2 separate regions of the Homo sapiens genome follow, and region 1 is linked to region 2. The links are chromatin contacts, found by Hi-C or POLR2A ChIA-PET in ENCODE. All regions are on one chromosome and are shown on one strand. The core of a region is the stretch at or near the end of the contact, and the rest is flanking DNA. Distances in the headings are between cores, read along the strand shown. Region 1 holds the start of GPR35 (G protein-coupled receptor 35). Region 2 holds the start of HDLBP (high density lipoprotein binding protein).

Region 1 (2,949 bases), core at 97-2,596, 690 kb before region 2:
AGTCCCTGCTTGACGGCGGCCGGGCTTGGACTGATCAGGTGCCGTGCCTTCTGCTGACCCCAGAGGCCAGACCCTGTGGCCAGAGTGAGGGATGGATGAAATCCCAAATCTGAGCCTCCTGCCCGAGGATGAGGCCCCTCTCCAATGAACATCATGGCCCATGGAGACTGGGCAGGGAACCCAAGGGCGCACACTGGGGACTGGGCCTGGAGGGACAGCCGGGGAAGCAGGAGGAAGGGCAGGAAGGACAGCAGGAGGAAGCAGGAAGAAAGGGACAGGAACCAGGCCCGGGATGACAGCAGAGAAGGACCAATGCCCAGCCAGGGCTTCCTCACGTGCCTCTGGGTAGAGAGCCCTGGTCTGGCTCAGGAGGCCCAGGCACTGGTCTCAGACCTGCCACCACCTGTGTGACGCTGGGCCAAGCGCTTCCCTTCCCTGGGCGTCCGTTTCCACCGCTGTAAAGTGGGGAGGGGTGAAACTGAAGCTCTCCCCAGCCTATCCCAGCCGTTGAGGAGGGAGAGGCTGTGGTCAGGGGCTGTGGGGCCCACGTTGAGGAGACGAGGCTCCTGCCCTCAGGGTGGACAGGGCCCAGGAAGGGGGTGCTCTGCACCATGGGGGCGCAGCCTGGGCCTACGGGCTCCCCCACCATGAGCTCAGAAGGAAGATGTCCGCTGAGGAGTTGGGGGCCAGGGAGAATATTCTAGACCAGATAGGGGTGGTCTGGGTAGGCTTCTGAGGGGGTGGGCTTGGAGGAGGGGCCGGTGGCCAAGTCGGGGGGAAGCAGGGGAGGAGCCAGCCTGCCTGCGTGTGCCTCTCACCTGTGTGCATTGGCGTGTGCATGTGTGTGTGCATGTGTGCCAGCGTGTGTGTGTGTATTGGAAGGCGCCCACGGAGCGTGTCTGCATGAACCAGGATGAGTGTGCGTGCTGCACCCTGTCTTGGGGCTGGGCATGAGGCGCTGGGGAGGGCGAGCTGACCGCAGACCCTGGGAGGGCTGGGCCCTGGGAAGGTTTCCGAGATGACAGGGCAGAAGTGGGCTGGGGAGGAGGAAGGCTCCGTGGGCGGGGCTGGAGCGTCTCTGGTTTTGCTGTCTGTCTCTCACGCTGTTTCCAGAACAAATGTGTGCCCTCAGCAAGGATGCTGGCTCTTCAGAGGTGTCAGCACAGGCAGCCGGCACCCCACTTCCCTCCCAGAAATCCCCCACGCCCTCTAGCTGGGGCTGGTGCAGGAGCAGTGGGGAACTCCTGTTACCCCTGACCTGCTGCCGTCAGTCAGCCGCCCGCCCCCCCACCTTAAGGAGGGGCAGAGTCAGGGACCAGCCCTGAGGGGTGGCTCACCCCAGCTTCACTTCCCCCAGCCCTTCTCAGACAGCCACTGTGCAGGCTTTGGCAGCGGGGGTCACACACTCCACCCGGGAGGCCAAAGCTGCCTGCAGGTCAGTGCCGCCCACTGCCCTAGGGGCCTCCCAGCGGGGCAGGGGCATGGTGGGGGTCTCAGAGTGGGGTGAGGCTGTGATGGGGTCTCAGAGCAGGGTGAGGCTATGATGGGGTCTCAGAGTGGGGTGAGGCTGTGACGGGGGTTCTCAGAGCGAGGTGAGGCTGTGACAGGGTCTCAGAGCGGGGTGAGGCTGTGATGGGGGTCTCAGAGCAGGGTGAGGCTGTGATGGGGTCTCAGAGTGGGGTGAGGCTGTGATGGGTGTCTCAGAGTGGGGTGAGGCTGTGATGGGTGTCTCAGAGTGGGGTGAGGCTGTGATGGGGGTCTCAGAGTGGGGTGAGGCTCTGATGGGGTCTCAGAGTGGGGTGAGGCTGTGATGGGTTCTCAGAGCAGGGTGAGGCTGTGATGGGTTCTCAGAGCAGGGTGAGGCTGTGATGGGGTCTCAGAGTGGGGTGAGGCTGTGATGGGGTCTCAGAGTGGGGTGAGGCTGTGATGGGGGTCTCAGAGTGGGGTGAGGCTGTGACGGGGTCTCAGAGCGGGGTGAGGCTGTGATGGGGGTCTCAGAGCGGGGTGAGGCTGTGATGGGGGTCTCAGAGCGGGGTGAGGCTGTGATGGGGTCTCAGAGCGGGGTGAGGCTGTGACGGGGTCTCAGAGTGGGGTGAGGCTGTGATGGGGGTCTCAGAGTGGGGTGAGGCTGTGATGGGGGTCTCAGAGCGGGGTGAGGCTGTGATGGGGTCTCAGAGCGGGGTGAGGCTGTGACGGGGTCTCAGAGTGGGGTGAGGCTGTGACGGGGTCTCAGAGTGGGGTGAGGCTCTGATGGGGTCTCAGAGTGGGGTGAGGCTGTGATGGGGTCTCAGAGTGGGGTGAGGCTGTGATGGGGAGTCTCAGTGAGGTGAGGCTGTGTTGGGGTCTCAGGTGGGCTGAGGCTGTTGGGGTCTCAGGGGTGGCTGAGGCTGATGAAGACTTGGAGCCTGTGTCTGGGTAGCAGCTTGTTGGAGTGTGGGATGTGACATTTAAAAACAAGAATGAAGAATACCCCGTGCTGTGGCCCCGAGGTGAGCAGCTACTTTGGTGAACTCGTGTCACTCACAGCCCCATCCTGGGTCCTGGGGTGTGGTGTGCTGTGTGGGGCCCAGGCCCAGTGGGGTCACAGGTACGGGGGACTCTGGTGCCTGGGCCACAGGGATCTGCACCTCACTGCGTGCCCCCACGTCTTCAGCAGTGGTTGGGGCCTGTGGTCTCAATCCCAGGCCAGCCAGGCACTCTGGGGTCTGGGCGGGTCCCGGGTCCAGACAGGGGGAAGGGCTGGGGAGGGGCTCTGGTGTGGCTGGATCGCCCGTCTATGGCCAGGTTTCTCTCCTGGATCACTCAGTGCAGAATCAAAGGGCACTTTTCTGCTTTTGTGTGCAGAAGCCGAGGGTGACCTTGTCATCAGAAGGGGAAGCGGGGCCTCAGAGGCGTGCTGCTGGCTCCAATCCCCAAAGCCTCCTGGGCAGGAAGTGGAAGGGCCCCATC
Region 2 (2,809 bases), core at 62-2,561:
TTAGACAAAACCCTAATTGTGACTTAACCTATCTTAATAGGGTTTTAAGGAAGTTAGCTGCTAAGAAAGTGACTATCCTTAAGCAGACACCAAATAAATGTGAAGTCATTGATTGAGGGCTTAGGGTATAGGTAGCTATGAATCTGAGGACATAAAACGCAAAACTGAGGGGCAAATCGTCATGTTCCTTAAGATTACGACTCATCCACATTCCTTCAGCCGTTTAATTTCACCATAATAGGCACTGTTTAATAAGCAAAGCCCAAGTCGACTTCCTTCGATTTTACATGGCGTCCAAACACCATGTCAAGTCTGACCCTCTCATTTTTTAAGTCGAATGGAGAGGATATGTAGCAGCTAGCCTTGAGCACCTAACCACTTTTCAAAGGAGCTACGCACAAAAATACCCTAGCAACATGCCACGGTGTCAGAAAGGCTCAGGTTCCCAACACCATGCGGGTCAGCCATTAGGAACTCAGGAAGTGTTTCCTCTAAGCGGGGGAAACCTAGGAAGGCTTCCTGAACGAGGGGTATTTGCGCCAAGCCTTGACGTGAGTCTCGAACAGTTGCAGTGCCTCCAGGCCACGCGGGAGGGAGGAAAGGACACCCCGGGCCGGGGCACAACCCGCGGGCCGGAGCCGCCCGCGCCCATCCCGCTCAGGCCGCAGCCAGGCACGGCACCCTCCCGTCCCCGAGCCACGTCGCTGCTCGTGGGCTCGCGGAGCACTCCCCAGGTCTCACCTCGGGCCCCACACCAGAAGGAGAAAGCTAGGGGCCGCGCCAGCTCCGCCCTCCCCCGCGGGGCGGCGGGCCCCAGCCCGGGCACAGGAAGGCCACGTCCCCGGGGAGGGACGCCCGACTCGATGGTCTGCGCAGGGCCCGTCGGCCCCACGTGACGTGCGCGCAGCCAATCCCAGAGAGGCCCCCCGATCATCGAGACGGCGGCGGTGGTGGGCTAGACGAGTTTCGCGCGGCCGCTCGCCGTCCCCCGCCCAGTCGTACTCGGCGCCCCAGCTCGGTGCTGCCGCCATCTTCTTGGAGGACAGGAGGAGAGGCGAAGGCTCCCCCTCCCCGTGATCGCTCCGCACTCCCGCCACCACCTGCCCTCCCGCGACCGCCTCTCTCCTCCTCAGTGGGCACTTGTCTCCTTCTAACAAACGGCCTTCCCCCCACTCCAGTTACCCACCGCAAGGCGAAGATTCTCATTACCTGTTCCACTCTTATAAGCATAAGAAAACCGAGCTCATAAGGTAGGAACTGTGGCGAAACAGGGACAAGCCGCCATCTTGGTAAAGGAGAAGAGGCTACGCTTGACCTCCCCCCCCACCCCCAGCCTCTATATGGCCAACTGCCGTGGGAGGAGCACGGCGCTTGCGCAGAGGCGGACAACGCGGACGACTCTGGGCTTGCGCACTCGGAAGCCGGCCGCATGGGGGAGGGGAAGAAGGCCAGGTCGCACTGAGCCAGGAAGCAGTTGGCAAAGGGGCGGGGTGACGCGGTGACGCAATCCGCCTGCGCGCTGGGCGGGGCGGGGCGGGCTGGGGCGGGCTGTGAGCGGACCGCGAGCGCTGGGCGGGTCCGCGGCGCGGTCGGTCGGCGCCTGTTCTCGGGCTGTTTGGCGGGTGAGTGTCTCGCCGGTGTACCCCGCACAAGTTGTGGGCCGGCCCTCCCGAGGAGCTGCGGGGGACGCGCCGCTCGTCCCATACTCTCGGGCGGTGGTCGGCTGGCTCTGGGGTGCCGGCGGGGCGGTGTGGGGGAGGGGCGGCCGAGCCCAGGCTCTTCGGCACTTATCGTGGGCTCCCCCGTCCCGGGCGGTCCTAGTGCCGGCGACAGTGGCTCCGACACGGGCAGGCCCGGGCGCGGGAGTGGGGATTCCGGTGACCCCTTGTTGACCCTGCGGGAATTCCTCTGCACTGTCGTCGGTGCTGGGCCTCGGGGCGTCGAGTGCGGTCGAGGTCGGGAGGTTTGGTGCTTGGAGGGAGGATACAGGTTTAGGCCCGACAAACACTTAGAGCTTGTGTGGCCATCTTGTCTTTCTAACGGTGCCATTTCCTCCCTGAGGCGTGGAGGACTGGCCAGCCCCCAAACCTCCAAGCCCATCGGCTGGATGCCGTGGATAAGCGAGGGGAGAGCGACTAGGCCCTGTCTGCGGGTACCTTCGGCGAGGAGAGGCGACGAAGGTCTGCACCAGCGAGGCACGGACAGGCAGCAGGGGGTAGGGTATAGGGTTGGAGGCCGCCGAGTTGGCCCGGGGATGAGGAGCAAACCTGTGGCTTCCGTGGTCTCAGTGGAGTCCCAACTGTGACCTGGCCTACTGGCCCAGACAAACCTGGCTTGCTTTTTTACCTTTTCGGTCTAATTCTTGTCAGTGCCACCAGACCTTGTCCTCTCTCCACGGAAACACACGAACCAACTACACTGAACTTCTTGTAGTTCAAACTTCTGCACCTTTGGCCATTGCCCAAACTCTTAAATCTGGCTACTTCCCACCTTAACTGCCTTCTCCTTACCTAGTCTGTGCTTGTGGGATTCCGCCCAAATTAGATTTCCTCCAGACAGGCTTAGGTGTTTACCTGATGTTCCAGATGGTATTTGTCCAGTGGACTATTGGTGCTGTGAGGGCAGGGCACATGTTGTCACCCATACTCATTGCCTCGGTTGGTGTCTAGCACCTAGTAGGTTCTCAAATACTTTTTGAATCACAGTGCCTGCCGATATATTTAATGTTTCAAAATAGTTCTGCCGTCATAAAGAAAAACATCATGGTGTAGGGGTCATGAAAGCTGATTCTTGATACTTCTGATTTGAG

Evidence for each region. A loop is a pair of places that touch in the nucleus more often than their neighbours do. ChIA-PET counts read pairs that join two places held with the same protein, here RNA polymerase II (POLR2A). Pooled maps may share reads with other maps.
Region 1: a pooled map shows a loop between it and region 2 (10-fold over the local background). The contact joins the promoter of GPR35 here to the promoter of HDLBP in region 2. A Hi-C loop is called at or near these places in 2 of 37 single-sample maps with no recorded cell type and 6 of 50 pooled maps. POLR2A ChIA-PET finds 5 or more read pairs at or near these places in 1 of 52 experiments (activated naive CD8-positive, alpha-beta T cell).

What each region holds. Positions count from the first base shown.
Region 1 is chr2:240,624,134-240,627,082 of GRCh38, forward strand. It overlaps GPR35 (G protein-coupled receptor 35), which reads left to right and starts at 1,347. Exons shown (of 2, transcript NM_005301.5): 1 at 1,347-1,435. RefSeq lists enhancers at 544-693, 1,301-1,807.
Region 2 is chr2:241,314,361-241,317,169 of GRCh38, forward strand. HDLBP (high density lipoprotein binding protein) reads right to left here and starts at 1,312. Exons shown (of 28, transcript NM_005336.6): 1 at 1,210-1,312. It overlaps SEPTIN2 (septin 2), which reads left to right and starts at 1,565. Exons shown (of 13, transcript NM_004404.5): 1 at 1,565-1,622. RefSeq lists enhancers at 288-337, 1,218-1,267, 1,288-1,387, 1,313-2,037, 2,028-2,087 and 1 more and silencers at 568-947, 1,488-1,837.